Linked DNA regions of Homo sapiens: region 1 is linked to region 2. A link is an interaction called in ENCODE POLR2A ChIA-PET data of the cell type or tissue named here. Cell type or tissue: B cell. All regions are shown on one strand. Links, peaks and the distances in the headings refer to the core of each region. The heading gives the core; the rest is flanking DNA. Region 1 overlaps PRDM10 (PR/SET domain 10). Region 2 overlaps PRDM10 (PR/SET domain 10).

Evidence for each region. Peaks named below come from ENCODE experiments on the same cell type or tissue, not always from the same donor. Only the 100,000 strongest peaks of a DNase experiment are listed, where the experiment ranks them.
Region 1: POLR2A ChIA-PET joins it to region 2 with 5 read pairs; 21 of 35 experiments call an interaction of 5 or more read pairs at or near these places.

Annotation. Positions count from the first base shown.
Region 1 is chr11:129,902,323-129,918,929 of GRCh38, reverse strand. PRDM10 (PR/SET domain 10) reads left to right here. Exons shown (of 21, transcript NM_199437.2): 14 at 212-391; 15 at 1,693-1,803; 16 at 3,070-3,270; 17 at 3,912-4,226; 18 at 6,705-6,845; 19 at 8,274-8,454; 20 at 13,189-13,292; 21 at 16,414-16,607. Among named protein-coding and RNA genes, the nearest start is that of NFRKB, 15 kb to the right of the region's middle. In B cell, for the core only: no CTCF peak of the experiment used is centred there; no DNase peak of the experiment used is centred there.
Region 2 is chr11:129,983,718-130,000,324 of GRCh38, reverse strand. The region is part of intron 1 of PRDM10 (PR/SET domain 10); the gene reads left to right. Among named protein-coding and RNA genes, the nearest start is that of PRDM10-DT, 11 kb to the left of the region's middle. RefSeq lists a silencer at 5,714-5,873. In B cell, for the core only: no CTCF peak of the experiment used is centred there; a DNase peak (open chromatin) is centred at 5,814.

The DNA of each region.
Region 1 (16,607 bases), core at 7,973-11,972, 86 kb after region 2:
ACCAAGGTTCATTGGAATGCACATATTTGCTAGTGAACAGAGTAACTCCCAGCCACTTTTAACATGTCTGCGTCCTAGTGTTCCAGCAACTCAAATGTCTCTTGGAGGCTTGTGGTGACTGCTAATTTGTATTGATTTTTAAAATGATCCCTTCAGTTAAAAATTTTCTACCCCCGTGTCTACCCCGTTTTCAAAAATACTCTCCAAATAGCGAAAAGACAAACTACGGGAACACATGCAGAGGATGCATAATCCTGAGAGGGAGGCCAAGAAAGCCGACCGCATCAGCCGCTCCAAGACGTTCAAGCCCCGCATCACGTCCACAGACTACGACAGCTTCACGTTCAAGTGCCGCCTGTGCATGATGGGCTTCCGGCGGCGCGGCATGCTGGTCAGTGCCCAGTGGCTGCGGGTTCCTCTGTCTTCCCAGCATACCTCATTGCTGTCGATGATGGTGACGTTTGTGTTGCATTGTGTCCTAAGTTATATCGATCAATGGTTTTGTCAATGTCCAGGGGAAGAAACAGAGGCAAACGATTCCCAATTTGGAGTTCTGTCTTTTCTAGTCTCCCTTTGCTCTCTCTTGCTGCTTTTTGGATCAATTCTTGTAAGAGGTCTTTTTCTTTTTCTTTTTTTTTTTTTAATCACTTTTCATTACTACTTTTGTTTTTCTTTACCCATCTCAATCTCTGCTCTCACCTTATTTTAGTTCCCTCTTTTGTGTCCCTGAATGTATTTTTTTAATGGGGTATTTGCCTTCTCCCCAGCTGTTCCCTTTTATTTTATTTATTTATTTTTGAGACAGAATTTCGCTCCTGTTGCCCAGGCTGGAGTGAAATGGCGTGATCTCAGCTCACTGCAACCTCCCCCTCCCAGGTTCAAGCGATTCTCCTGCTTCAGCCTCCTGAGTAGCTGGGATTACAGGTGCCCACCACCATGCCTGGCTAATTTTTGTATTTTTAGTAGACACGGGGTTTCACCATTTTGGCAAGGCTGGTCTCAAACTCCTGACCTCAGGTGATCCACCTGCCTCAGCCTCCCAGAATGCTGGGATTACAGGCGTGAGCCACTGCACCCAGCCCCCAGCTGTTTCCTTTTAATGCCTCTCTTTTCCAGATATCAAACAGCAGTAGAAGGAAGCTTTCCGTCAAAGCAGGGTATGTGCATCCAGGTTAGCTGAAGCATCAGACAGCCAGTGCTCTGCTCTCAACTCATTTTGACCTTGTTACGGGTGCAGAATATATTTCTGCCAGGTGCTGGAAAGTCATAGAGCAATATTTAAAATTCAGAACCTTAGTCTGTATCTCATTCCATGTTCTTAGTAAGACTAGGGCATTAAATAATGAAAGACAGGTTTGCATGAGGAGAACTCACCAAAGAAATTCATACCAGTGTAATTTTCCTTTTTCCAATAGTAGTTCTTTCAGCCAAAGACTGTTGATGGCTGAATTCACCACAGTGAGTCACCTTCAATTGTTTGGTGAATTATTGTTAACTCCTGTTAACCATGACTGTGAGTGCTTTGGCATCAGATGGGGTCTGGTGATCCTGGTTCTGGCCAAATGCCTTATTATTTGGGGGCATTGCTTCAGAGAATTCCAGCTTCTGGCGGTCATTATCAGAGGCATTCGTGTAGCTTCTGTTTGGTTAATGGGGTCTCTTTTTCTCATTGGTTCTTTCTTTTCCCTTTAGGTAAATCACTTATCGAAGAGACACCCAGACATGAAGATAGAAGAGGTGCCAGAGTTAACTCTACCCATCATAAAACCCAATCGTGATTACTTTTGTCAGTATTGCGATAAGGTAAAAGGGAAATATTCATATTGGTATGCCACTGGGGTTCCCTGCTTAGAGCTGACTTGTCCGTATTTATAAATATATACTACGATTTTTTTGTTACTCTTACCAGATGGTTACCTGTCTCTCAGTAGTCTCCATTCAGACAAGAAAGGACTAGAAATACAGCCTTATTTTAAGCCAAATTTTTTTCTTAAGAAATAGTTGACTTCATTTTTCTTACTGTCCCTTCTCTCTGTGATTTTTGTTACACAAGAAGAGGTTTATTACTAGTGCTTAGTGTATGAATTAATTTCAAATTCCTAGGCTCTAAAATGAGAGCATTTATCATGACCTATAACATATATGGTAGTTTTGGGGTTTCTATAAGGTGGAGGGGGTTGGGAAAGCTTTGTGGTGGAGTACTCTACTTGTACTATTGCATTATTTTCATGTAGTTACAGAAAAGACACAGAATATATATTTATTATTCCACTGTAATATCCTTTCTTACTTTTTGAGATGGAGTCTTGCTCTGTTACACAGGCTGGAGTGCAGTGGCATGATCTCAGCTCACTGCAACTTCCGCCTGGGTTCAAGCGATTCTCCTGCCTCTGCCTCTGGAGTAGCTGGGATTACAGGCGCCAGCCCCCACGCCCAACTAATTTTTGTATTTTTAGTAGAGACAGGGTTTCACCATGTTGGCCAGGATGATCCACCCTCAGGTGATCGCCCGCCTCGGCCTCCCAAAGTGCTGGGATTATAGGCATGAGCCACCACACCCAGCCATCCTTTCCTTATATAATGTAGCTATATCAGCTTAAAAGTGAGAAACATTTTTTAACATAGATTCCCCACTATAGATAGCAGTTGCTATTGACGTTGCCATTTGGAAGATTCTCTGGCTCCTGGTCTTCAGCTGCGTACATCATATGAGAGCTTTCACAGGCAGCTCTCATATGAGGTGGATGGGCCTTAAAAACAATTATCTTCCTCTGTCTGTGTATCATATCCAAATTTTAAACTTTAGGATAAAGGGTATTTTCACAGTTATTATCTTAGATTTATAGATTAAAGAAAGAAACCTATCATATCTACATTATGTTCTTATTTTATTCTAATTTGTAGTATATCCTTGCTCTTCAATAGATCTGTTAATATACATATTAATATATTTTATTTGGGGCTACATGAATACTTTTCCTCATTTTCTTATAATGAAATTGTTAGTTTGCTTTAAGCAAGAAAGTGGAACTGTATACTGCTTTCATGGCAAGGCGCTTACATTTGCAGGTTTATAAAAGTGCCAGCAAGCGCAAAGCCCACATTCTGAAGAACCACCCAGGAGCAGAGCTCCCACCGAGCATTCGGAAGCTCCGACCCGCTGGTCCTGGAGAGCCAGACCCCATGCTGAGCACACACACCCAGCTGACGGGCACCATCGCCACCCCTCCCGTCTGCTGTCCCCACTGCTCCAAGCAGTACAGCAGCAAGGTAGGGGGAGTTTCTGACTAAAGCTAAGGTCAAAACCGCCATGCGAGGAATCTCTTAAGGAAAGGTGGCTTCTCATCCACATGGCCTGGATGGCTCCTTCTGAGTTGACGGGGGACTGAAAGAGATGTTGTCCTAGTCACTGTAAACAGAGAGCACAGCAGAGAATGGAAAGAGGATACTGTGGACCTCCCCAGAATTAGTGCCGTACAGCAGCCCGAGCAGCTGGCTGTTTTCCTTTTCCCTTGGCCTGCGGAGGGCCTCACGTTTGAATGTTCTGTGCTTGCAGTTGGTGAGTTCAGGCTTTTGGAAGCACCACATAGAAAGTTACGTGGTGGCTTTACAAAGGAGGTCATTTTGGCTGGGGGGATTGTGATTGATTGCTGCAGGTACTATTTGGGGGGGGTATTGAGACCTTGCTGATGGTGTGAGGTCAGGTGAGGTTTTACTTCTTCCCCACCCTCTTCCCTGCTTTCATAGCATTATGTTACCCCAGGAAGTACAGGCATAGAGTCAGTGTTGCTCTGATTTTTCTTTTTTTAAGACATAAAAGACTTTAGGAATCTTTGGAGGATTTACATATGAGAAAAACGGAAAATCACAAATTCTAATAATTATTCTTGTTTTTTGCCTTGCTTTTTCAGACCAAGATGGTCCAGCACATTCGAAAGAAGCATCCAGAGTTCGCCCAGCTCTCCAACACCATACACACACCACTGACGACAGCTGTGATCAGTGCCACCCCAGCGGTTTTGACTACAGACAGCGCCACTGGAGAGACTGTGGTGACGACGGACCTGCTCACCCAAGCAATGACAGAACTGTCCCAGACCTTAACGACAGACTACCGAACGCCACAAGGGGATTACCAGAGAATTCAGTACATCCCTGTGTCGCAGTCGGCGTCTGGCCTCCAGCAGCCTCAGCACATACAGCTGCAAGTGGTTCAAGTGGCCTCGGTACTGCGTGCCTTGGTTTCCCTTTGCCTTATGAATGCCGTGTTGCCACTAGCACCTCATTCTCAGAGCTGGGGCTGGGATCTATGTAATGTCCTTCTGCGTGGAAGTTCTGAGCCTTGGGCATTTTACAACTGCCCCTTCCCCTTTCAGGCTGATGAGGCCTCTGGCCTTAGCAATGTAAGAGATTTCTGTCTATAGTAGTCAGGAAATTTTAGGTTCCAGCATATACAAGCCTCCTGTGCTGTGGCAGGACAGTAGCCACAGCACCTGTTTCTGACCCTCTTCTGATCCTTATCTTTAACCATCCTGGTTGGCTGCTTGGTAATGAGCCAGTTTGATAAATCACGACCTGCGTATCAAATGTCTTATATCAAAGAGAGGTCATAAAGCATAATATTGATGGCTGGGCGCAGTGGCTCATGCCTGTAATCCCAGCACTTTTGGGAGGCTGAGGCGGGCAGATCACTTGAGGTCAGGAGTTCGAGACCAGCCTGGCCAACATGGCAAAATCTCGTCTCTACTAAAAATACAAAAATTAGCTGGGCATGGTGGCGGATGCCTGTAATCCCAGCTACTCAGGAAGCTGGGGCAGGAGAATTGCTTGAACCTGGGAGGCGGAGGTTGCAGTGAGCTGAGATCACACCATTGCACTCCAGCCTGGGCGACAGAACAGGACTCAAAAAAAAAAATTGAGTCAATCTCTGCATATCAGTCAGTGCCTTTGTAGTATAGAGGTATAACTGTGTTCCTTCTACCAGATAATGAATAACTCATTCTTATTGACTAAGGAACTAAATGAAAGTGATTCTCCCAGAACTATTGTTTCATTTAATTACACTGAGGAGAAGTGTCCCCAAGGCACAAATGAACAAACTTGTTGCTTTGAAATCATTTGGTCTCTGAAAATTTAAAACTAACATGGGGACAGGAAATTGGAAGTTGCCACTGTCGTTGACTATTCTTTGTCTTGTTTTTCTTATGGAGGGTTTTTAACTTCAGGCTTTGGAGGAAGCTATATGAGTCCCTGAAGTTGCCTGTAAATTATGATGTATAGGTACATTGTTCTAGAAAAAGGGCCTGTACTTTAGCTACTTTTTCAAAGATGTTTATGATATATAAAAGGTTAAGAACCACTGTCATAGTGGGTTAATGGTGACAAACTAAAAACGAATTTCTTTGATCTCTTTTAATTGATAAAGGGTAGATCATTAAATGTAACTGAAATTTTTGATTCCTGACAACTTCTTTTTCAGCTTATTGTCAGGAACTATCTTCCCTCTCTCTCCTTCTCTTCCAGAATCTAATAGTGGCTTATGTGTGAGAAGCATATTTCTCTAAACGCTCTTTTTTTATCCTGTTGTATGGCGTGTTCTAGGTGTGGGCTATCTGCGAGTGCAGCATTGGAGCTGAAATCCCTTCCATTCTTCTATTTCTGTTGGCATATATTGGGATATTGTTTTTGGTTTTTTTTTTTTTTTTTTTTTGGAGACAGGGTCTCACTATTGTCACCCAGGCTGGAGTGCAGTGGCACAATCATGGCTCACTGCAACCTCCGCCTCCCAGGCTCAGATATTCCTCCCACCTCAGCCTCATCAGTAGCTCGGATTACAGGCATGCCACCATGCCTGGCTATTTTTTTTTTTTGAGATGGAGTCTCGCTCTGTTGCCCGGGCTAGAGTCCAGTGGCACGAATTCAGCTCACTGCAACCTCTGCCTCCCAGGTTCAAGTGATTCTTCTGCCTTAGCCTCCTGAGTAGCTGGGATTACAGGTGCTCGCCACCACACCCAGCTAATTTTTGTATTTTTAGTGGAGACAGGGTTTCACCACATTGGTCAGGCTTGTCTTGAACTCCTGACCTCAAGTGATCCCCCCGCCTCAGCCTCCCAAAGTGCTGGGATTACAGGGGTGAGCCACTGCACCCTGCTGCCTGACTAATTTTTTTTTTTTTTTCGAGATGGAGTCTCGCTCTGTCGCCCAGGCTGGAGTGCAGTGGTGCAATCCCAGCTCACTGCAAGCTCCGCCTCCCAGGTTCACGCCATTCTCCTGCCTCAGCCTCCCTAGTAGCTGGGACTACAGGTGCCTGCCGCCACACCCAGCTAATTTTTTTGTATTTTCAGTAGAGACGGGGTTTCACCATGTTAGCCAGGACGGTCTCGATCTCCTGACCTCGTGATCCACCCGCCTTGGCCTCCCAAAGTGCTGGGATTACAGGCGTGAGCCACGGCGCCCGGCCATTCACCTGACTAATTTTTGTATTTTTTGTAGAGACAGGGTTTTGCCATGTTGCCCAGGCTGGTCTCGAACTCCTGGGCTCAAGCGATACACCCGCTTTGGCCTCCCAAACTGCTGGGTTTATAGGCATGAGCCACTGCACCCGGCCAGGATATTGTTTTTAACTGAACCTTTTCTCTGGAAGGATTTCCCTTAACTTCAATCAATATATGTCTGGTTTCTGGGCCTGTTTTTTCTCCTTCCAGGCCACTTCCCCTCACCAGTCACAGCAGTCCACTGTGGATGTTGGCCAGCTCCATGATCCTCAGCCCTACCCCCAGCACGCCATCCAGGTGCAGCACATCCAGGTCAGCGAGCCTACCGCCTCGGCCCCGTCCTCCGCCCAGGTACCCTGCTCCACAGACTATTTGGAGGTGTTATCATGGCTTCAGGGATTATCAGAGTTAATGAGAGGGAAGACATTCTCTTCAGACCTAGTCTCCTCAGCTACTGTTATTTTTGGATTTTTATTAAAGGATCTTACCTTTGCCTCCAATTTTTATATTGGCATTGTGGACACATATTAAGCTGTTAGCTGCTTCTGCCCTCATAGAGTCCTGTGGTACGACATCCTAGAAACAACAGTGGTCTTTGCTTTCATTCTAAATGCAATGGCTAAGTGGCTTCTATGATTTGGAACAGTGGCTTTCTGGAGTATTATGGTATATTTTATGTTACTGTGTTTGTATGCTTGAGTCTGGAATTGAGATACATAGATAAGTTCTCAGAGTTCAGAGAGGGAGAGATTAGGTTTAGGAGGGAATCCAGGACATTTTTTAGAAGAAGTGGTCTTTGAGGTCTTGAAGGAGGGGTACAGTTCTGACATAGTCGTTGGGGAAGGCAGTCTGATCTGAAGAAGCTCATGCTGCAATGGAAAATGTACATTTATAGAAAACAGGGTTATTCTGTTTAGATTACTCACAGGAAATGATGTTTGGAAAGGAAGTTGGGAGGGTAGTTTGGAGCAGGATTGCAGTGTGGCAGGCTGGAGAGCGCTGGCCTCATCCTGTTATCAGGAGTGGGCCTCTTCACCCACCTGTGCTGAACTCCACCAGCCAGGTGGGATTTGCCAGTACTGGTGAATGGAAACGATGAACTTTGGGTTTCATTTCATTTTGTGTTCCAGATTAGCTTTGTGACACAGGCAAGTTACTTCACCTCCCATTATTTTTAAACTTATAGAATGTAGGTAATTATATTTTCTTTCATTTATCTTTCCAACAGTTGATTGAAATTAATTTTTTTGCATACTCTGGTAGAGAATCCTTTGAAAGCAAATTAGAATTTCATAGTTATGCTTGCTTTTCATTGAGTTTATTCTTATTTAAAATATTACTTTTAATAATAGCAATGATAGGCCAGGCGTTGTGTCTCATGCCTGTAATCCCAGCACTTTGGGAGGCCGAGGCGGGTGGATCACCTGAGGTCGGGAGTTCGAGACCAGCCTGACCAACCTGGAGAAACCCCTTCTCTACTAAAAATACAAAATTAGCTGGGTGGGTTGGCACATGCCTGTAATCCTAGCTACTCGCGAGGCTGAGGCAGGAGAATCACTTGAACTCAGGAGGCGGAGGTTGCGGTGAGCCGAGATCATGCCGTTGCACTCCAGCCTGGGCAATAAGAGTGAAACTCCATCTCAAAAGAAAAAAAAAATAGCAACGATAGTTTCAGTATTATAATTCATATGAGTCTGGTGTACTTCCTTCAGTTATTTGTGAGTCTTCACTATATTAGAAGCTCGTAATTCCCTACCATTGCTTTCTCTTTCTCCCCAGGTATCTGGGCAGCCGTTGAGTCCCTCAGCCCAGCAGGCTCAGCAGGGGCTCAGCCCCTCCCACATCCAGGGCAGTTCTTCCACACAGGGGCAGGCTCTGCAGCAGCAGCAGCAGCAGCAGCAGAATTCCTCTGTGCAGCACACGTACCTGCCCAGTGCTTGGAATTCCTTCCGTGGCTATTGTAAGTAAGAAGGGACGATGCCGTGTCGGTCAGGGGTGGGGGATCTCCAGCCATGTGTCATAATTTCTTCAGCTTGTGATAGATTTTTAAAGTATCTCTTGGCCATTGTTTACACTCTCTATGAATGTACTTCAATGGGTTTCATGACAAAACTCAAGGTGTAGCATTCCGCTTTCACAGAGCTACCCTGATAGGACATTTTCGAAACGTCAGGTATATTGCTGGAGGAAATGTAGCTATGAAATTAAATAGTAAGATAGTTGGATATAGCTTATGTTGAGTCATCCCTTCCACCAATATTTGTAGAATGCCTGTCTATCAATCGCTGTACTAGACACTGGCTATGCCAAGATTAATATTCTCATTAGTATCGGTAACACCACACAATAATAATGTTAACCAGCTTTCATTAAGCTCTTACTACATTGCCAGGAATGATTCCGAACCATATATATCACAGTCAGTATTCACAACAACCTATAAGATAAGTACAATTGTTATTTGCATTTTACAGATAAGGCAATTTCCACACACTCACTTTTCCAAGAGCTAGTAAACAGAGGATTGGAACCCAGGCAGTTTGGCTTCAGAGTGTCCACTCTAAACCACCCCACTGTGCAGCTGACCATCATCTAGTAAAGGAGGGAGATAGAAGAGTCGTTGATTCCAAAGCCCTGAGATTCGTGCTGTGGAAACAGTAGCAGGCTGGCTGACAGAGGTCGGGGCAGGTAAACCCCTTGGTGGGGAAACAGCTTTGGGGCAGGCCAGGAAGTATGAGACCTTTCTCATGGAAGGTGTGGAAGGAATAGGAGTAGACTTTAACAGACCTCAGTAGTAGAAACTAGGAGGAAGAGGTGCTGAGAAGGGAAAGGGTCGGTATTGATCTTTCTTCTACTGTTGATTTATTTTTGGGGGCCCGTCTTTGTCATGATTGATCCTTGGCTATGTTACATAGATTTGCTATGGAGTCAGGCTCAAACTCTACCGTCTAGTTATTTTTACAATCAATATTCTTTTTTTTTTTTTGAGATGGGGTCTCGCTCTGTCACCCAGGCTGGAGTGCAGTGGCACAATCGCGGCTCACTGCAACCTCCGCCTCCCGGGTTCAAGTGATTCTCCTGCCTCAGCCTCTTGAGTAGCTGGGATTACAGGCACCCGCCACCACGCCCAGCTAATTTTTGTATTTTTAGTAGAGACGGGGTTTCACCATGTTTGCCAGGCTGATCTCGAACTCCGGACCTCAGGTGATCCGCCCACTTCAGCCTCTCAAAGTGCTGGAATTACAGGCATGAGCCACTGTGCCCGGCCACAAACTATACTCTTAAACATTGGACGTCACATTGAGGGCTGGGTCTAGTTTCCAGTCAGGGACTCTCTTACCACTAGAATCTGGTGAATAGACTGACCTCTGTACTCAGTGTAATTCCTGTGAAAGAGAGTGGAGCGGGCCAGGCGTGGTGGCTCATGCCTGCAATCCTAGCACTTTGGGAGGCCGAGGTGGGCGGATCACTTGAGGTCAGGAGTTTGAGACCAGCCTGGCCAACATGGTGAAACCCCATCTCTATTAAAAACACAAAAAAAATTAGCCACGTCTGGTGGCGGATGCCTGTAATCTCAGCTACTCAGGAGGCTGAGGCAGAAAGATCATGCCACTGCACTCCAGCCTGGGTGACAGAGTGAGACTCCATCTCAAAAAAGAAAAAAAAAGTGGAGTGATGAAGATATTCATGATAATAATAGGATGAACTAGCATTCTAACCTGTAGAAAAGATTCTGGGACTGAAATTTATTAGGGAAAAATGTAAAAATATATAAAAGTAGAGAGAGGAGTGTAACGAACCATCCTGTACCCATTGTCCAGCCTCAGCAGTTACCAACTTACACCCAACCTTGTCTCATATATGCTCCCATCATGATCTCCCATCCTCCAGCTGGATAATGATCCATCATATCACCTCATCCATAAATATTTTGGTACCTACCTCTAAAAGAAAAAGAACATTTGAGACAGGGTTTTGCTCTGTCGTCCAGGGTGGAGAATGCAGTAGCATGATCGTGGCTCCTGCAGCTTTGACCTGGACTCAAGTGATCCACCCACTTTGACCTCCCCAAGTGCTGGGTTTACAGATGTGAGCCACCACGTGTAGTCTAATTTTTGAACTTTTTTTTAGAGCTAAGATCTCACTATGTTGGCTAAGTTGATCTCAAACTCCTGGGCTCAAGTGATCCTCCTGCCTTGGGCTCCCAAAGTGCTGGTATTACAGGCATAAGCCACCATGGTCAGCTGAAAAAAACTATTTTTTAAAAACACAACTCCATGCAACATTATCACACCTAAGAAGAAATGACAGTAATTTTTTCTGTATTTATTTTTTAAGAGAGAGGGTCTTGTCTGTCACCCAGTCTGGAGTACAGTGGTGTGATCATAGCTCACTGCAGCCTCGAACTCCTGGGCTCAAGCCATCCTCCTGCCCCAGCCTCCCAGTAGCTAGGACTACAGGCACATACCACCATGTTTGGCTAATTCTTTTTTCCTTTGAATTTTTTAGTAGAGATGAGATCTCGCTGTGTTGCCCAGGCTGGTTTTGAAACTTCTGGGCTCAAGTGATCTTCCCATCTTGGCCTCCCAAAGTGCTAGGATGACAGGCGTGAGCCCCTGTGCCAAGCCAACAGTAATTCTTTAATACCCACAAATATATTTAAAATACCCAGTCAGGGTTTTTATATTTCTATGATTGTCTCAGAAATTTTTTAAAAAATAGTTGGTTTGCTTGGCCAGGCACAGTGGCTCACGTCTGTAATCCCAGCACTTTGGGAGGCCAAGGCAGGTGGATCATGAGGTCAGGAGTTCGAGACCAGCCTGGCCAACATAATGAAACCCCGCCTGTACTGAAAATACAAAAATTAGCTGGGCATGGTAGTGCGCACCTACAGTCCCAGTTACTCAGGAGGCCAAGGCAGGAGAATCGCTTGAATCCAGGAGGCGAAGGTTGTGGTGAGCCGAGATCGCGGCACTGCACTCCTGCCTGGGCATCAGAGCGAGACTCCATCTCAAACAAAAAAGTTGGTTTGCTCATATTGGGTTCCAAATAAGGGCCATACATTGCAATTGATGATGACTTTTGAGTTTCTTTTAATATGTGTTCACTCTTTTAAGTTATAATTTCTGTGTTGAGGAAACCGGGTCATTTGTGCTGTTTTCCGCATTCTGGATTTTGCTGGTGGGATTCCCATGTTACCAAGCAGTGAATATGTGCTCTTCTGTTCCTTTCATTTCCTATAGACTGGCAATTTGAGCTACAGGCTTGCTCAGGTGCAGTTTGTTTTTTTCCTCCTGATACTTCATAGCTGGTGTGTGTACTTCTATCAAGAGCACATAATGTTCAGGCATCTCTCTTCTTGTGATGTTAGGAGCCATCGATGTTTATTCTTTAGCTCCATTATTTCATTAGGGCTGCAAAGTCGTGATATTCTTTTTTTTTTTTTCTTTTTCTTTTTGAAATGGAGTCTCGCTTTGTCACTCAGGCCTAGAGTGCAGTGGTGCGATCTTGGCTCACTGCAACTCTGCCTCCCAGGTTCAAGTGATTCTCCTGCCTCAGACTCCTGAGTAGCTGGGACTACAGGCACCCGCCACCATGCCTGGCTAATTTTTGTATTTTTAGCAGGGATGGGGTTTCACCATGTTGGCCAGGCTGATCTCAAACTCCTGACCTCAAGTGATCCGCCTGCCTTGGCCTCCCAAAGTGCTGGGATTACAGGAATGAGTCCATGTGCCTGGCCATGATTCTAGCACCTTATTCATTAATTAGCTAGAAAACTTTTATAAAGAAAAAAATTTTACCTTCACTACCAAGTTACTCTCAGTTACAGTTTGTACAAGAAAGGCAGGATAAACACTTTAAATACCTGATTCATTTCCTTTGTTTACCAGTTTTCACAAAATGAATTGATTTCTTATGCTATCCAAGGTGATAGGGTTGTGTGTGCACGTCTTATGGTGGTTATGGACCCCTGGATTTCAACGCCTGGTGTGTTTCAGCCGATTGCAGGTGTGATCCTTACCCATGCTCGAGTGATCCCCTCTCTGGTTTGTAGGAGCCTCTTCTAACTGGCTCCTGCGTTATTCTCACATGCCTCGATAGCCTTTCGTCACGTCTTGTGTGCTGGGAAGACACGATGCCCCACAACTGTCTCACAAGCTTTCTGCCCAGGTCTGGAATCAGCCATTTTCCCAAGAAACTCTCATTCCTTTTAGTAGAAAATGTTATTTAGAGACCATCAACAAGATGCTAGGGTGGGCTTTATTTTTAATTTGCTCTAATAACACTGGTGGTGAAATAAAATTCAAGTTGGATTAAATTATAATTGCCAAGTGTGGATACATTTGTGTCACAAATTCAAATCTGAATATAAAAGATAAAAATATTGATTTAAAAGGTAACTCTTTGTGACGTATTTCAAGGTTTTAAAAATTGTTGAGTATTTGTCTTTGTGGATATTGAGAAGCCACATTTGAAGGGGAATGCACTGATTGTCTCTGACACTGGGTATCTGCGTACCAGGCTCTTCTCAATTCGTAGCAGAGATGCTTTCACGGCACCAAGAAATCACATCATTGTGAGACTCTCATGGCAAGCAAATCAGTGCGGACTGTGGCTACTGGTTATGTTTTTGTTTCTAAGACTTGTGTTAAAATCTGAGACCACTGAACTATGAATATTTCCTGTTTTTTAGCATCTGAGATTCAAATGATGACGCTTCCTCCGGGTCAGTTTGTGATTACAGACAGTGGTGTGGCAACTCCAGTTACTACTGGCCAGGTGAAGGCGGTTACTTCGGTAAGCTACGCTACTCGGTCGGGTTTTTCCTGTCCAACCTGTGGTGCTGTATAGTAACTCTTATCACCACTTATCTCGTAATGATTGGCTTACTCTGTTTTCTCACAGTAGATGATGAATTCTTTGAAAGCTAGGTCTTGGGCATTATCACTTTATCCTCAGTGCCCTGTCCAGGAGGCTAGGATATAGCAAATGCTCAATAAATATCTGTTCAATTAATAACTGTAATGGTCCTATCTCCATCCCTATGAGCCTTTTTTTTTTTTTTTTTTTTCTGAGACAGAGTCTTGCTGTGTCGCCAGGCTGGAGTGCAGTGGTGCAATCTCAGCTCACCTGCAACCTCCGTCTCCTGGGTTCAAGTGATTCTCCTGCCTCAGCCTCCCAAGTAGCTGGGATTACAGACACGCACCACCACACCCAACTGATTTTTGTATTTTTAGTAGAGATGGGGTTTCACCATGCTGGCCAGTATGATCTTGATCTCCTGACCTCATGATCCGCCCACCTTAACCTCCCAAAGTGCTGGGATTATAGGCGTGAGCCACCACTTCTGGCCCTTATGAGCGTTTTTATATGCTTCTTGGAAAGATTGAGTCCTCAAGACAATTGGCCCTCAACTGGGTTGGGAGAGAATAATATAATGAATCAATTATGGAGCTGTATTAAACATTTCATCCACCCGAAAGTGAAAAACATTGCCATAAATTATCTAAGTTGGGCAGGTACAATGTTGATTGTATCTCCTTCTTCTGTTTTTATCTTCACTGGTTTGTTCTGGCCTGCCTCTTAAGTTATTAGAAGACAGAGTACATACATGTGAATTTAGAAAAATACTCTTGGCTGGGCTCAGTGGCTCACGCCTATAATCCCAACACTTTGGGGGGCCAAGGCAGGCAGATCACTTGAGGTCAGGAGTTCAAGACCAACTTGGCCAACGTGGCAAAACCCTGCCTCTACTAAAAATACAAAAATTAGCTGGGTGTGGTGGTGCATCCCTATAATCCCAGCTACTCAGGAGGCTGAAGCATGAGAATTGCTTGAACCTGGGAGGCGGAGGTTGCAGTGAGCCGAGATCATGCCACTGCACTCCAGCCTGGGCAACAAAGTGAGACTCTGTCTCAGAAAAGAAAAAAAAAGAAAAATACTCCTGGGTGAATAAGTTCTGGAGATCTTGTGTACAGCATGCTGGCTGTGTTCATAATGTATTGTGTACTTGAAAACTGTTAACATAGTATAGATAATGTTTTTGCCACAAAATAAAATGGTAAGTGCATGAGTTGATGGATATGTTAATCAGGTTGATTTGTTTAATTATATCTTAATAAAGCTAGAAGGAAAAAAAAGGAAAAATGCTCTTCAATGGCTAGGAATATTGAGATATTACCAAGGGAAGATTTTCTTAAGAGGTTTCAGAGGGTAGCTAACTAGTCTTGTGGCCTCAAAAACCTGATTTTTTTTCTCCTTTTTTTTTTTTTTTTTTTTAGTATACTGAGAGCTCACCTGTTTCTCAGCACACGAGGTCACATTAACTAGACTTAGGAGAGATTTGTAAATCCAGAGTAACACTATTAATTGTCAGTGAAAACAGTAACGAATGTAAAATGAGATAATCATATTGGCATGATCAGGACATTTTTTGTTCCCTGTAGGACCCATTGACTTTGACCTTTTTCTGGCCTGGAACTCATTTGAGAATGGTTTTAGCCAAAGTTATTTCTCTCCCCCTGCCACAGTGTATGTGCACACTAATTTAATGTCCATTTTTGGGGGTTCATGCATTTTTTGCAGCTGACCTATGGACCCCCTAGGAGTCAATGGACCCTAGGTTGAGAAACAGCCCCCTCCCCACGTGGAAAAACCAATCATAATCAGAACGTTGTCTGGTGGGGGTGAACTCAGAACATCTGGCCCTAGTGGAATCAAATGGGTATTTGGCGATGGCTCTTTTCTGGGCAGTGCAGACAGGCTACTGCCTGACAGTCTCTCTGCGACGTCTCTCTTCCTCTGTGCTGTAGCTGACCAACCCTCCTTCTGACCGACAGACACATTTCTTTAAAAATGTTAATGTAACAAAATAGCCAGCTACAGGCTGAACGTCACGAAGACGTTTTCATGATGAGGGGAAAAATAAGAAAACAAAGACCATGTGTAAGTTTTCATAAAGCTAAATGTATTCAGTGTAAGGGATTTCATTCTGAGATCCTGTTGTTCCTGTACTCTTGAGTGTTAAAATGTCTATTTGATGGTCGCGTTTTTTTAAATGACCTTACTTGACAAAATAAAATTTGGGAACCATTTATTATTATTATTATTATTATTATTATTATTATTATTATTTTGAGACGGAGTTTCGCTCTTGTTGCCCAGGCTTGAGTGCAATGGCACGATCTCAACTCACTGCAACCTCTGCCTCCCAGGTTCAAGAGATTCTCCTGTCTCAGCCTCCCAAGTAGCTGGGATTACAGGCATGTACCACCACGCCCGGCTAATTTTTTTTGTATGTTTAGTAGAGACGGAGTTTCTTCATGTTGGTCAGGCTGGTCTCGAACTCCTGACCTCAGGTGATCCGCCCACCTTGGCCTCCCAAAGTGCTGGGATTACAGGTGTGAGCCACCATGCCTGGCCTCCATTTATTATTTTTTTAAATTTTGCTGGTCTTTTGAAATTCTGAAGTCTGAGAACCATTGACTTGACTACCTGTCTTCAGGGTCATTCTGCCTCTTCAAGGAGACTTTAAATATCTCTTCTTGGATCCATTCTGTATTAATCTTAAGATCGAATGGACAGTTAACTATCTTTTCTGAATTTGTAAATCATTAGGAGCATTGCAACGGCATGTTTTCTTTGCCACGTATGTTACCACCATGATGCAAATTACTGTACCTGAAGTTGTTCGCTCTATCATTTGGTGAAACTGCTAAGGTGCTCCTTTAAGGAGCTTATCTTTGTCGTCAATTATTGTGACTGATCCACCCTCTCTAAAGGACCTAGGCAAAGCATCTCTCATAGATGCCTATTTTGGGTCCCTTGTGACATTTCTTCACATCTCCCTCCTTCCCCAGTAGCTTCACCCTCCCTTTAAGGCCCCAAGTTTTTAAGGATCCTTTTCTTCTTCCTCTAGGGTCATTATGTGTTATCAGAAAGTCAATCAGAATTGGAAGAAAAGCAAACTTCTGCCCTCTCTGGTGGAGTCCAGGTCGAGCCACCTGCACACAGTGACTCCCTGGACCCCCAGACCAACAGCCAACAGCAGACCACACAGTACATCATCACCACCACCACCAACGGGAACGGAAGCAGCGAAGTGCATATCAC
Region 2 (16,607 bases), core at 3,723-7,722:
ATGCCTGTAATCCCAGCACTTTGGGAGGCGAGGCGGGCAGATCACCTGAGGTCAGGAGTTCGAGACTAGCCTGGCCAACATGGTGAAAGCCTGTCTCTACTAAAAATACAAAAATTGGACGGACATGATGGCAGGCGCCTGTAATCCCAACTACTCGGGAGGCTGAGGCAGGAGAATCACTTGAACCCGGGAGGCAGAGTTTACAGTGAGCTGAGATCGGGCCATTGCACTCCAGCCTGGGCAACAAGAGCGAAACTCCGTCTCAAAAAAAAAAAAAAAAAATTTAGAAGCGAGTGAAAAAAAACAAAACCCATAATTACCCAGAGATAATCTTTGCTGATACTTTGGTGTATTTCAAGTTGGTTTTGTGTGTGTATAAAATATTTGTACAAACGACATAATCTTGGTTTAATATCTAGTTTTTAAAACAAGACGTAAATAGGTGTCTAAAGACTTTGCTGATGATTGGGCACTTTCATTACTTCCATTATTTGAAGGGGGCATCATGAAGTCCGCCGAACTAAAAGAATTATAATATTTTGATTTCTTGTAACTTTTTAAAAGCGTAATCTAATTGATAGGGATAGGCTTCTGGATAACAAACATAATTCATCAAAGGGCTGAGAAGTACTGAGCTATAATTTTGGTTTCCTCAATTTTTCATTTTAAGCACTGGTAAACACCTCGTAACCGCGTAATTATATCTGGTAAAAAGAAACTGTTAAACATCCTGTTGTTGCAGTGTTTGAGTTGTTCAGTTTGTTTTAAACTTGAACACTGATGTACTTTGACCTATTGCCACTAAAATACATAGTCTTCTCCCATCACATCCCACCCCAGATAGTGTAGCCACACCCAGTCCAGCAATTTGTTTTTCACAAGCAGAATTTATTGTCTACCATTTTAACTTATTATAGGTACTTTAATAGATTAATGAAGGAGAATTCGATCTGGTGTCTAGAAAGAGCCAAAAAGAAATGTTTGCTACAACCAAATCTTTGGAGAATGATCCCACTCAAATTCTCCTGGGGGATAGGTAGAGGCAGGAGGGTGAGAGGGGAACTTTTCGTGACTTATTTTGGCCCTCATTGGTGACACTTATCTCTTCGCTGTTCTAGCATTAAACTGTTCACGTGGTTTAGTTGAATCACTGCTTAGGAATATCTGGCCTCTTTTCTTTTTTATTCTTAATGTTATAACACAGCCGGGTGTGGTGGCTCACACCTGTAATCCCAGTACTCTGGGAGGCCAAGGCAGGCAGATTGCTTGAGTCCAGGAGTTCGAGAACAGTCTGGCCAACATAGCAAAACTCTGCCTCTACTAAAAACAAAAAAGTTAGCCAGGTGTGGTGGCCCACAGCTGTAGTCTCAGCTACTCAGGAGGATGAGGTGGGAGAATCACCTGAGCCCCGGAAGTAGCGGCTGCAGTGAGCCGAGATCACGCCACTGCACTCCAGCCTGGGCAACCAGAGTGAGACCCTGTCTCCAAAAAAAAAAAAAAAAAAAGTTATTACACCATTTCACCATTTCAAGACTTGTGTGGAGCACTCTGGCCATTTCTGTCCACCTTCCAAAATTTTTCTGTGCCTTTCCATTGACCATCCTTGTGTAGATTTTAAATTTGTGTTGTAGAAAGCACCTGAAGGTAGATTCTTCTTCTGTAACTTGAAATAGTTTAGGGAATGGGGAGCGGGTGAGGAAGTGGAGTGGAAAGAGGGAAGGTATGGGTAACCCTAAGTATAGTTACAGCAAGACTAGTTAAAATGTGGTGAAAACAATTATAAAATCAATAGTGCACAATAGTTTAGAACCTTATATGGATTGCTAAAAGGTTACTGTCTGCTAACATAGGCTGTAGTTTGCTATTCATTTTTTAGTTAAACTCTCGTTTATTGCAAACAGGAGAATATTGGAGTCAAATGCTCCTCCTCCTCCCCCCCTTTTTTTTTAACCCATGTCCTTCACTTTCACTGATGGTAAAGTTGTACTCCACAGCTTCTTTCCTGCTGTGATTTCTAGAAATCAGATCCCTTAGACCTGTGCTGTCCTGTCTAGTAGCCACCTGTGGTTTTGAGCACTTGAAATATGGCCAGTGCTGTGAAGTGTGAAATACATACACTCAGATTTTGAGATTTAGTAGAAAAAAATAATATCTTTCAATTTATAAAATATTGATTAAATGTTGAAATGACAATATGTTGAATAGACTGGGTAAAATGCAATATACTATTATAATTAATTTCACCTGTTTCTACTTTTAAACTATGTATACTAGAACATTTTAAATTATGTATGTGGCTTGCATATTTCTTTGAAAAGTGCAGCCTTAGTCAGCTAGGGGTAGGGTGTTCCCAGGTGGCATTAAGATGTAATATTTTTTGGTTTCTATAATTTGAATGAAAAGATACTGCTAATATGTAGATGTCTGTTTTTTTAGTGCTTATGATAGCTCTCACAAAAGCATGATTATTATTTTGAAGAATATCTTAATCTCAAAACCACTTCCAGATAATTGAGTTAACTGTTACTGAATTAATGTATTCAATGGATCATTTGAACTTAAAAGAATAAAATGACATTGGTAAGCACATAATCCATTAAAAAAAGTTGAGCTAAGCATAATCAGCTAAATTTTCCCAAACTTGGTCTGTTATTCAATACATTGATTTTTAGAATTTACCATTTTTCAAATGTTTAAGAGAAACCTGAAATTGAGAACATTGAACTTACATTTTTTTCTCCTGTGATTTAGAAAAAGACCACAATACTTTGATTCTAAAGGTGGAAGGAACCGTTTGGACCAGCTCGTGAAAGAACTGTCTTTTTTTTTTCCTTTTCTGTTTTTTGAGAAAGGCCCTCATTCTGTCACCTACGCAGGAATGCGGGGGCACCATCATAGCCCACTGCAGCCTTGACCTCCCAGGCTCAAGTGATCCTCCCACCTCGGCCTCCCAAGTAGCTGGCAGTACAGGTGTGTACCACCATGCCTGGCTAATTTTTGTATTTTTTGTAGAGACAGAGTCTTGCCACGTTGCCCAGGCTGGTCTGGAACTCCTGTGGCTCAAGCGATCCACCCATCTCTGCCTCCCAAAGTGCTGGGATTACAGGTGTGAGCCACTGCACCCAGTCGGGAGAACTGTCCTTTTAAACACAATTGGAGAAACATAACCTACACGTAAAATCCATATTTTTTTACTTCCACGTTTGCACCGTTGACAGTTTTGCCCTAAGCTGCCTTTATTGATGCCTTTCCTTTTACTGCCCTGTGTGGAGATTTTATATGGTGTAGTATTCACAGCGTTGCCTCAGGGGCAAAGAGGTTCACTGCTGTGCTCAGCTTGCTGGCTGTGATCTTGGGCAAGTTACTTCTGTAAGCCTTGGTTTTCTTATCAACTCTTTCAACTAGTTTCTTAATTATTACTAGGGATAATAACAGTAATCAACCTCATAGATTCCAAGTGAGGATGCCTGTTAATCACTCACCACAATTGTATAAATGGCTCAATAACAAAGCACACAGTTCTAAATGGTTCAAAACTTGTTTATCTCTTTTGGAACCGCCACTTCGGTCAAACTGGTCTTCCCACTGTTCCTTAAATATTCGGGATTTTCTCTCTCTGCTGTCACACCTTCGTTTCCCAAGTGGAATGTTTCTTCCTCTCTGCTCTCCTTCCCCTCCTCTCCTAGTTCTGCCCGCCAGAATCCTATCCATCCTTCTTGAGCAGTGGCTGGAAAACTTTTTAAAGGACCAGGTAGTAAATGTTGTTGGCTTTGTGGGCCATATGGTCTCTGTCAAAACGGTTCCCCTCTGCTGTGGAGTGTGAGAGCGTGGCTGTGTTCCAACAAACTATTTTGGACCTTGGAATTTCAATTAATATAACTTTCCTGTGTCAGGAAATAGTCTTCTTTTGAGTCTTTTCAAATATTTTAAAATGTAACAACCATTCTTAGCTCACAGGCTGCACAAAAACAGGTGTCTGCCGCCTGCGGGCTGTGGCTCGCCATCCCCTGTACCAGAGCAAGCTGAACCCACACCGCCCTTGTTGAAGTGTCAAGACCATCTCATTTGAAAGTAATCCTTTTTGTCTCTGAAGGTCCTGCAGGATTTTGTACTGCTTTATAACAGTAACATTCAGTGCTTACGTTGTATTGTACTCCAATTATTTGTGCTTATTTCTTGCTTCCCAAACAGATTCTAAATTTCTGGAAGCTACAGGTGATTTTTAGCCCCCTCACGTAGAATGCAGTATAAATGAGTGCCTTTTACTTACTGGATTCTAAAATGTTTTGAGGGATAAGTGAGTGAATTAAAATACTTGAAGTTGTTTGTAAAGTTTTCCTCCCTTTTTTTTTCTTTTTCTTTTCTTTTCTTTTGTTTTTGAGACAGAGTCCCGCTCTGTTGCCCAGGCTGGAGTGCAGTGGCATGATCTCAGCTCACGGCAACCTCCGTCTTCTGGGTTCAAGTGATTCTCCTGCCTCAGCCCCCCAAGTAGCTGGGATTACAGGAGCCCGCCATCACACCCGGCTAATTTTTGTATTTTTAGTAGAGACGGGGTTTCATCATGTTGGCCAGGCTGATCTTGAACTCCTGACCTCAGGTGATCGGCCTGCCTCGGCCTCCCAAAGTGCTGGAGTTACAGGCGTGCGCTACGGCCCCTGCCCCTCTCCCCCGCCTTTTTTTTTCAAGATTCTTATTTTTGTGTGCAAATTCTACCATTTTCTTAGAATTGCTTGAAGATTTTGAGGCCAATTTATTGGGGGTTATTTTCAGTCTTTCCACAAACCATGATTACAGGCAGTCTTAATAGAATGTCCTTCTAATAGGGACTAGCTATCATTCCTTTAACTAATTATTGCTCTTTGTTTGACTTTTTAACTGTCCTCTCTGAGACACTTGTTTACGTTTAGTCTTCAACACAGAATATTGACAGAACCGTGTCCAATTTTGCAAAGGAGAGAAAGTAGGTAGAGGTCAGGGAATTATGCAAGTATGGGAGAGGGGTCAGAGCGCATGGGAGAAAAGGGTCTGTATCCTCAGCCCCAGGCAGGGGATGTATATTAATAAGGTTTCAGTCTCTTCCATCATGTATTCATCTTCTCCTTCATTCTTTTTCTCTTGAAGTTGATGAATTGAAAATTATTCCGGACTGTGTAAGTACTTTATCACTGGATAAATATAAGGACCCATGAATGGTAATATTTGGACACCACTTTATGTGACATGCAAGTTCTCTCAAGTACTTTAGTACTGTGGAAGTGTGAGATGTTACATTACTACAAAACAGTAATTCTGGAATTAAAATGAAATTATGTCATAGTAATTGGACTTTGATGAACTTTGTTTCATTTATACATTTTAAGAAAGTTTATGTTGGCCAGGCGCAGTGGCTCACGCCTGTAATCCCAGCACTTTGGGAGGCCGAGGCAGGCGGATCACGAGGTCAGGAGATCAAGACAATCCTGGCTAACGCGGTGAAGCCCTGTCTCTACTAAAAATACAAAAAAAATTAGCCGGGCATGGTGGTGGGCACCTGTGGTCCCAGCTACTCGGGAGGATGAGGCAGGAGAATGGCATGAACCCAGGAGGCGGAGATTGCAGTGAGCTGAGATTGTGCCACTGTACTCCAGCCTGGGCGTCAGAGCGAGGCTCTGTCTCAAAAAAAAGAGAAAGAAAAAAAGAAATTTTATGTTAACTTTTTAATATTTTTTAATTTTTTTAGAGACAGTGTCTCACTGTGTTGCCAAGGCTGGTCTCTAACTCCTGGGTTCAAGCCATCCTCCTGTCTCAGCCAACCGAGTAGCTGGGGTTACAGGTGCAAACCACCACCACCAGTTTCGTTTCTTTTTTTTTTTTTTTTTTGAGGCAGAGTTGCGCTGTGTCACCTAGGCTGGAGTGCAGTGGTGCGATCTCGGCTCACTGCAACCTCTGCCTTCTGGGTTCAAGCAATTCTCCCTGCCCCAGCCTCCTGAGTAGCTGGGATTACAGGCACCCACCACCACGCCTGGCTAATTTTTGTACTTTTTTTTTAGTAGAGATGGGGTTTTGCCATGTTGGCCAGGCTGGTCTCGAACTCCTGACCACCCGCCTCGGCCTCCCAAAGTGCTGGGATTACAGGTGTGAGCCACTGCACCCAGCCCCAGTTTATTTTCATACTTATATATACTTATCCCAAGCTCTAGGTATCTCACCAAAAACTTATACATCATTTACAAAATATATTTTTTTCAGATTCATGGTTTTAAATGGTTATAAACTATAACAGATATAGAAAATTCTAAAACTTTATTGAGTGGCTTTAAATAAAACCTAAATAAATGAAGAGCACAGTGGCTCAAGGAGTGGAAGATTCAATATTGTAAATGTGTCAATTTTCTGGAAACTGATTTATAGATCTAATGTAATCCCACATTTAAAAAAATTAGACAAGCTGATTCTAAAACATTTGCCAAGGCCCAAGAAAAGGCAAAACACTTTGAAAAAGAAAAGTTAGGAAAACCTCTGCTAGAGATCAAGAAGAGTTATAATAATTAAGATAGTGTTGGGCCAGGCGCGGTGGCTCACGCCTGTAATCCCAGCACTTTGGGAGGCCGAGGCGGGTGGATCACGAGGTCAGGAGATCAAGACCATCCTGGCTAACATGGTGAAACCCCGTCTCTACTAAAAATACAAAAAGTTAGCCAGGTGTGGTGGCGGGTGCCTGTAGTTCCAGCTACTCGGGAGGCTGAGGCAGGAGAATGGTGTGAACCCAGGAGGCAGAGCTTGCAGTGATCCGAGATCGCACCACTGCACTCCAGCCTGGGCGACACAACGAGATTCCATCTCAAAAAAAAAGATAGTGTAATATTGGCACTGGGTAGGCTAATAATGATGGACCAATAGAACACCATATGGAGTCCAGAAACAGTATTATGCATAGCCAGACACTTGATTTATGACCTGGAGGCATGGCAGAAAGGCAGGCAAAACAATAACACTTTTAGAATTAATATAGGAAGATACTCATGACCTTAGTATAGAGAAACATTTCTTAAACAAGATGCTACAGGCACTAATAGAATAATGGGCAAAAGTCTTGAACAGCCACTTCAGAAAAGGAGAAATCCAAATGTCTAATAAACATGAAAAGGTGTTCAACCATGTTAATGAAGGAAATGCACATTTCAGCCACAGTGCCAGAACACTGTATACCTAAATTAAAGTTGGATGTTGAACAGTAGGGACTTTCATAGATGGCTGGTACAGATATAAATTCATATGACTACCTTGGAAAACAGTATTATCAAGAAAGTCCAAAACATGCATACTTTAATGACCAGCAGTTCCAATATTAGAGAAATGCATGTGCCTGAGAGAACTAGAAAAAGTATTTGGAGTAATTTATTTTCATAATACTGATTCAATTACTATTTCAGGACTGCTGTGTTGTGTTCTGAACACACAGGTAGCTTTGTTTCTAGAACAATGGTGAATAAATGTTATTTATATTTTCCTTCTGTGCTGAATGTTTATATAGTCCATCCAATGTCTTCTTCAGTTCCTAAAAGAATGCTGGAAACAGAATAGGCATTTAATAAGTATTCTTGTGTTTTAAAAAATTATTTGAATTTTTACAATGGGAGCCCTTCATCACAGCTTTGTAGTTACCTCAACTCTGGCTGTTGAGTAATTTGCTCAGTTAAATCTGTTTGTGGGTGTAGTGAATTACAACCTCCTCTGGTTCCCTCGAGATCAAGTCTAACCTGGTGATTGCGTCATCTGGTGGGAGAGCACGGCTACAACAGCAGGTGGAAACCATGCTCGGGTCCTGGCCACTTTGCCTAGGATGAAAGCTGTTGTGGCAAACAGGGGAAAGAGCTTCAAGCTTTGTAGTAAAAGGAATCTGGGCTTAAATTCCTCTTATCAGCACTGTGACCTTGGAGAATTAATCATTCTTGGTTGTGGTGAGGGTTAATTGAGATCAGGTATTTAAAGGACATCTGACAGTGCCTGGCACGGGATAGGTGCTCCATAAATGCCTGTAGCTATAATTATTACTGTTCCACTAGCTGTTTACTTAAGTAACATTGAATTTCCACAGAATGCATTTCGAATCAGGTGGACTATGATTATACTGATTTTTAAAATAAAGAGCTGCATCTGTTAAAGGATTCTATTTTTGTGGTCTTTAATTCCTTCAGGGAATTTGCAAATGAAGCTAACATGTTGTAGGTACACCTGAGTGAAATGGTCTGGTTAAGCGTTTACAAAGAATAGTTATGGCTAAGATTTCTAAACAGGAATGCTTCTATTTTGTGTCTCCTGCGGAAGAAAATGCTAATCACATAGTTTTTATTTTTGTATTTTTATTTTTTCTGTCACCAGGCTGGAGTGCAGTGGCGTGATCTTGGCTCGCCGCAACCTCTGCCTCCTGGGTTCAAGCGATTCTCTGATACTCCTGTCTCAGCTCCCCGAGTAGCTGGGATTACAGGCACCCGCCACCAGGCCGGTTACTTTTTTTTTTTTTTTTTGAGATGGAGTCTCGCTCTGTCACTAGGCTGGAGTGCAGTGGCGCGATATCGGATCACTGCAACCTCCTCCTCCCAGGTTCAAGCTATTCTCCTGCCTCAGCCTCCCGAGTAGCTGGGATTGCAGGCGCGTGCCACTACGCCCAGCTAATTTTTGTATTTTTAGCAGAGATGGGGTTTCACCATGTTGGCCAGGATGGTCTCGAACTCCTGACCTCAGGTGATCCACCCCTCTCGGCCTCCCAAAGTGCTAGGACTACAGGTGCCCGCCACCATGTCCAGCTAATTTTTGTATTTTTAGTAGAGACAGGGTTTCACCATGTTGGCCAGGCTGGTCTGGAACTCCTGACCTCAGGTGATCTGCCCACCTGGGCCTCCCAAAGTGCGGGGATTACAGGTGTGAGCCACTGCGCCCAGCTGCTAATCACATAGTTTTAAAATTTTGTCAATTTGAAGTTGAACTTTACATATTTTCTGGTGAAATACATCAGTTAAGAGAGAACCCAAGCCTGCAGTTAAGAGTGATCTATTCCCAAAACAATTGTTTAATAATGAAAATGTATTAAAATATCTTTTAATTGAGAATAAGTCTTTTCTGGATGAGACACCTTCATGATCTAAAACAGCCTATGGTCCTCACAATTTAAATAATTATTAACATTTGCATTATACTCTATACTATTGAGCCACATTGTAACAGACATTATCCCACTTTATGTTAGCAGTGAGCCTGTGATTTGCTTGCCTTCACATTCTTTTTCCACTTCAAGAAATGCCTCAGCTAATGGAAGGTACCTTTGAATCCTAGACCAGTGAACATAGTCCTACGGTGGTGGTTTTATTAAGATGGAGGAGGTTGAAATTTGGTAGCTTGTAGGTCTTCATTATATGCCAGTGAGACGGAGTTTTTATGAAGGCAATAAAATGTCAGTATGTTGTCTATCTGAGCTCACTGTCTTTAATAAAATACTTATTTTTCTACCATCTGTGTTTCATATTTAAAGGTATGAGAAACTGAAAATGAAAAAAAAGTGAGGAAAAAGTGAGGACCCGGGCATAGTGGCTCATGCCTATAAATCCCAGCACTTTGGGGGGCCGAAGTGGGAGGATCACTTTGAGGCCGGGAGTTAGAGACCAGCCTAGGCAACATAGCTAGACCTCCGTCTCTACAAAATAATGATAATAAAAACAGGTGAGGACCACATTAACGTGTTTATAGGGAGTGTGAATTGGATATAAAGGGAATTACTTCAAACCAGTATGGTATCAATTTGCTTTTTTTTTTTTTTTTTTTTTTTGGAGACAAAGTCTCACTTTGTCACCCAGGCTGGAGTGCAGTGGCACCATCTCTGCTCACTGCGACTTCTACCTCCCAGGTTCAAGTGATTCTTAGGCCTCACCCTCCTGAATAGCTGGGATTACAGGCATGCGCCACCACGCCCGGCTTATTTTTGGAATTTTTTTTTGTTTTTTTTGTGGTGGAGTCTCGCTCTGTCACCCAGGCTGGAGTGCAGTGGCTCGATCTCAGCTCACTGCAAGCTCCGCCTCCTGGGTTCATGCTGTTCTCCTGCCTCAGCCTCCCGAGTAGCTGGGACTACAGGCACCCGCCACCCATGCCTGGCTAATTTTTTGGATTTTTAGTAGAGACGGAGTTTCACCATGTTAGCCAGGATGGTCTTGATCTCCTGACCTTGTGATCCACCTGCCTCGGCCTCCCAAAGTACTGGGATTACAGGTGTGAGCCACCACGCCCCATGCCTGGCCAGTTTTTGGAATTTTTAATAGAGATGGGGTTTCGCCATATTGCTGAGGCTGGTCTCGAACTCCTGATGTCAGGTGATCCACCTGCCTCAGCCTTTCAAGGTGCTGGGATTACAGGCATGAGCCACCGTGCCCGGCCTGAGTTTTCTTCTTAATCTTGTGTCTGAGGCTTGGTTCAGTCTGTTTGAACTAAAGACTGTATGTTTCAGGAGTCGTAGAGTGAACGAGTAGTTACACTGTTTTATATTACATATTGTAGTGTTAAATTATGAAAATTATGCTCTAGAATGATTTTCCTCTAAGCAATTTTAATAAGTTAAAAAGTTTTCCCTAGTTAAAACATTTTAAAGCACATGGGTTTATTGAGGAAACAGCTTACTACTTAAGATTGTGCCTCTATACATTAACCAGGAGTTTATCCTAACAACTTGGGTTTGTGATTTGTTGAGTCATAGGTACCACCCAGAACCATCTGGAAGGAAAGCTTTTCAGGCCACATAAGACCCACCTGAAAGTCTCCTACTTAATTACTGCACTGGCTAATTCAATAAAAGAGCTTGAGATATTGGGGCTAAATAGTGTTGGGTGCATGGGTGAAACAGGGTTTTACATTGTATCTGTATCCCCCACCAGCTGTCTTGTGACCGAATACTGCTGTTCAGAAGGGAGCTGGAGGATGTGTGCTTGAAGCTTTCTAAATTCATTATTCATAGCTGAGAAACATGCATGCTCAATGACTTTTTTTTTTCCCTCCCAGAGGCAGGGTCTTGCTGTTGGCCAGGGTAGAGTGCAGTGGCATGATCACCGCTCACTGCAACCTCGAACTCCTGGGCTTAAAGCCATCATCCCCCCTCAGCCTCCCAAAGTGCTGGGATTACAGAGTGAGCCACTGTGCTGGCCTGGAATTTGTCTTTCACCTAGCTTTCTATGTTACTCTGGTGCAACCAGTTCATGAAGTGTGGGAACTGTAGACCAATTGAATAAAGTTTAAATTCTTCTACTTTCCCTGTGGTCTTTTATAGCCCCATCCTTACTACTGTTTGAGGCTTGTCTCTCTCATAGTTACTGGTCCCTAAGCATGCCCTCAGTTTCTCTTGCCTCTGGATATTTCTAGAAAGTTTGCATTGACTTGGCCGGGCGCAGTGGCTCACGCCTGTAATCCCAGCACTTTGGGAGGCCAAGGCGGGCGGATCACGAGGTCAGGAGATCGAGACCATCCTGGCTAACACGGTGAAACCCCGTCTCTGTTAAAAATACGAAAAATTAGCTGGGTGTGGTGGCGGACGCCTGTAGTTCCAGCTACTCGGGAGGCTGAGGCAGGAGAATGGCGTGAACCTGGGAGGCAGAGCTTGCAGTGAGCCGAGATTGCACCACTGCACTCCAGCCCAGGCAACAGAGCGAGATTCCGTCTCAAAAAAAAAAGTTTGCATTGACTTAACATCTCCTCTTTTTTTTTTTTCTAAGAACAGCTTTACTGAAATAAAATTTACATACCATGCAGTTCACTTATTTAAGATGTATATGGTTCAGCCAAGTGCGGTGATTTATGGCTGTAATCCCAGCACTTTGGGAGGCCGAGGCAGGTGAATCACTTGAGCCCAGGAGTTCGAGACCAGCCTGGGCAACATGGCGAAACCCCGTCTCTACCCACAATATAAAAATTGCCAGTCTCATAACCCGGTCTCAAATAAATAGATAAAAATTTAAAAATAAAATGTACAATTCAATGGCTTTAATACATTCAAAGAGTTGTGCAGCTGTCACTGTCACCACAATCAATTTTAGAACATTTTTATAACCTCCAAAAGAATTCCTGAACCATTTAGCTGTCACCATTAATTTTTCTATCTCCTCCTAATCCCTAGGCAACCACTGTTTATTTTTTGTGTCTATTAATTTGCTTATTCTGCAAATTAATATTTCATATAATATTTTACATAAATGGAATTGTTCAATGTGTATTTCTTTGTGACTAGCTTCTTTCACTTAGCATAATGTTTTCAGGGTTCATCCATGTTGTATGTAGCATGTACCAGTTCTTCATTCCTTTTTTGTTTTTTTGACGGAGTTTCACTCTTTCGCCCAGGCCAGACTGCAGTGGCGCTATCTCGGCTCACTGCAAGCTCCGCCTCCTGGGTTCAGGCCATTCTCCTGCCTCAGTCTCCCGAGTAGCTGGAACTACAGGCACCTGCCACTGCGCCCAGTTAATTTTTTGTGTTTTTTAGTAGAGACGAGGTTTCACCGTGTTAGCCAGGATGGTCTTGATCTCCTGACCTCGTGATCTGCCTGCCTCGGCCTCCCAAAGGGCTGGGATTACAGGCGTGAGCCACCACACCCGGCGTCTTCATTCCTTTTTATGGTCAAATAATATTCCATTATATGGATATACCATATTTTCTTCACTTATCAGTTGATGAGTATTTGGATCGTTTCCATTTTTTAGCTATTATGAATAATGCCACTGTGAGCATTCATGTACAAGTCTTTTAGGGACATATGCTTTTATTTCTCTTGGGTTTATTACATCTTGATGAGGAATTGCTCAGTCATTTGGTGTGTCTATGTTTAGTCTTCTGTGGAATTGCCGGGCTGTTTTCCATATTGGCAGCAGTGTTTTACATTCTCACCAGTAGTGTATGAGGGTTCCAGTTTCTCCTCATCCTTACCCACAGTGGTTATTATCTGTTGCCATATCAGAATTTTGAATGAAATTGAAAAGATGAAAAGGCACTACAAAAATAAGCATAATAGAAACCAGAGTATCATTAATAAAGGCAGTTTTGTGTGGTTTGTTGACATGGCAGGAAAGCTGTTGCCTTTATTGTTTGAAGCTCTCCAAACAATAAAGGATATAGATCAATATTTTGCTGAAATTGAGGCCAATAAAAGTATTATTCTGAAGCTACAATATGCTGTAATTTTTCTTAGCTGGACAAACCTTCCCTATTAGTGGAGAGTTTATAATCTGTGTGATTTGAATTTCAGGTATATTTTGACTGCACAATAGCAGACAAGAACTTGAGGTGCTTATTTTCATTTGGCTATTCTTATTCCTTTTAACCCTGGGAATGAACATGAATTGATAGGGAGAATTAATAAGTATATATTAATAAATACAAAAACCACAACAATGAGCACTGTTGAGTGTTCCTATGGGCCAGGTGTGGGTTTTCATTTGCACAGTGTACTTCATTTATTTCATAGTTCTACCTTAGGGAATTGGAACTATTGGTCCTGCTGTAACCATGTTATAGATGAAGTCTTGATGCCTTGAAAAGTAACTTCCCTCACCTGGGTCATGGAGCTGGAGCTGGCAGTTGAGGAGTCTCAATCCAGGCCCCCGACCCTAGAGATCTGTTGCCCTCCACGCAAAGTCATGCAGCAGACTTGGTGCAGTGGCTCACGCACTTTGGGAGACCTAGGCAGGTGGATCGCTTGAGCCCAGGAGTTCGAGACCAGCCTGGCCAACATGGCAAAATCCCGTTTCTACTAAAAATACAAAAAAATTAGCCGGCCATGGTGCTGCACGCCTGTAGTCCCAGCTACTCGTGTTTCTGAGGTTCAATTGCTTGAACCTGGGAGGCAGAGTTTGAAAGTGAGCCAAGACTGTGTCACTGCACTCCAGCCTGGGCGACAGAGTGAGACCCTGTCTCGAAAAAAAACCCAAAGCAAACGAAATTCACACAACAGCGTTAGAGGTGGGGAGGAGCAAGTCTGGTCAGTAGCAGGCTGCTAGAAGGTCATGTTAAGGCCCCAGCTATGACATAAGGACTTGCCACAGCCTGCTACTCAAGGGAGCACTATGTGTGATTTCCAACCATTCTTGTTGCCATCCTAAGCCACAAGGACTTGCCACAGCCTGCTACACAAGGGAGCACTATGTGTGATTTCCAACCATTCTTGTTGCCATCCTAAGCCTCTGCCCCCTCCATTAACTAATACAGGTTGGAGGCACAGGGCGAGGAGGAGATCTACATTCTGGTTGCAGAACCACACACCCCAGACTCTGCCACACCACCATGAGCCTGCTGTTAATCCACCACGAGCCCAACACCTCTGTGTACACTAAGAACGGAAGCACTGGGACTAATCTTGCAGCATTGGTATGGGAGGGCCACAGCTCATGAATATGAAAATATTCAGAGACTACATATGAACCTCAAGATCTATACCTTGGGTTATAAGAATTGGACTTATTAAAGAATTTCTTTTATTACTATATATACATATATATATATATATATATATATTTTTTTTTTTTTTTTTTTTTTTTTTTTTTGGACAGGGTTTGTCTTTGTCACCCAGGCTGGAGTGCAGTGGCACAATCTCGGCTCACTGCAAACTGCCTCCCAGGCTCAAGTGATCCTCCTACCTCAGCCTCCTGAGTAGCTGGAACTACAGATGCATGCCACCACACCTGGCTAACTTTTTGTAGAGACAGGGTCTTGCCCTACTGACCAGGCTGGTCTCAAACGCCTGAGCTCAAGCAGTCCTCCCACTTCGGCCTCCCAAAGTGCTGGGGTTACAGGCATGAGCCACTGTGCCCTGCCCAATACCATATTTGACTTACAGTGCGTTCTTTGCATTCACAAAGACTGGTTTTGATTTTGTGTGGCTTGGGAGCAGCTGAGTTCCATGTCCCTTGACAGTTGTATTGTACGAGATCATGTCATCTATCAATTGCATTTTCCCCCCATAGTGTTGTTTGTTCTTTTCAGCTCATTAAAATTCAGTTATAAACATTGAGATATATATACACATATCTATATATATGTATGTACACACACACACACACTTTCTTAGCTGTGGAACAGTTAAATACCATTATTTTTAATGGCAATACTGTTTTTTGTTCATGAGAGTTCATCCTAAGAGGGTTTTGGGAAGTAACAAATTAGCTCCTAAGCAGAAGACTGCACTATATTCATTCCAGATGGCCTCCTGGGCCGGTCATGGTTGCAGGTGCTGGGGACACTCCCTCATCAGCTCCAGTGAGGTGATGCTCCTGCAGCGGCCTTCCAGCAGGAGGACAGGTAGTGCACACATACTGAACTCGCCTAACTGACGGTAAATGCTTTGCAGAGTATTACAGCAGAATCCCATGAGAAAGGATGATCAAAAAAGCCTACTGAGGAGGTAGCATTGACCCTGAGATCTGGATAATGAGAAGGAGGTAGGTGGTGGACAGTGGCGGAGAAAGCATCCTCGCAGAGGAGATGGCTGTTGCCACCCTAAAGGCTGGATGAGCGGAAGGAGAGTTTGAAGCCAAAAACAAGAAAGAGGACCCAAGAGAGCCCAGCAGCGCGACCTGTGGAGGTCAAGCCACCAGAAGAGGTTGCAGAGGTGTTGCCAGGGAGATGGGAGAAAAATCAGGAAGGCGTAGTATCAGGAATGAAGGGAAGAGATTTGCAGAGGGTGTGAGTGCCATGTGAGGTCAGGGAGGATGAGAGCTGTGGGGGAGCGCTGGATTTTGCAGTAGACACTCTAGAATGTGCCGTCTCAGGGAGTGGTGGGGATAGAAGCCCGAGTAGGGTGGGCCGAGGCCGAGGCAGGGAGGGGACAGTGAGGCCGTGGGGCTGGACTGCAGGCCGCGCTGCAGAGTTTCAGTGTGTGCTGCAGAGTCTCAGTGCATGTGGGGAAGAGCAGACAGATGGCAGGTAGGTGAGCAGGAACGCGGGCTCAAGGGAAGGTTTTGTTTAATGTAAAGATTTTGTTGAAATATAAGTCTAGAAAAGTACACAGTTTTTTATTCTAATAAAGATAGATTCTAGCACATGCTAGCTGGTGCGCAGAGAAGGCCTGGAGGGTCCCAGAAGGCCTGGTGCCAGCCACCCAGTGGGAAGGCCACCTCCGCTGAGCGAGTGCGGTGAGGACAGGGTGCTGATGTGGGAGCTGAGGGAATACCTGCCTGAGGGGCTCTCTTTTCCCAGGGAAGCGTGAGGCATCAGCTGGAGTCAGGATGGTGGAGGGGAAGCCTAGGGGGAAAGAGGAGGGAAAGGAGTAGTCCTTTTTGGAGACAAGAATCCAAAGTTCATTCCAAGGCAGAATGGGCGTGGGAGCCAGTGTTGAGTGCTGCTTTGAGATCAGTGGTCCTGAATTTGAAGGGAGATCCGGCAGCATTCATGTCGGGTTCCCTCCGGTGTGGGTATGGCAGAGAGTCGGTGAGAGGACAGTGGTCACAGGAGGGAACATAATGGCGGACTTCGGAATCTGATTCAATAGCAATGTTCATGTTGCTTTCCTCTAGGCTACCTTGAGGAGTATGTTCTTCTTATAGTTTAGTCTAGTGCCATACTTAGGAAGTGGGAACAAAGGTCTCTTCAGTTTCACTCCTTTCAGTTA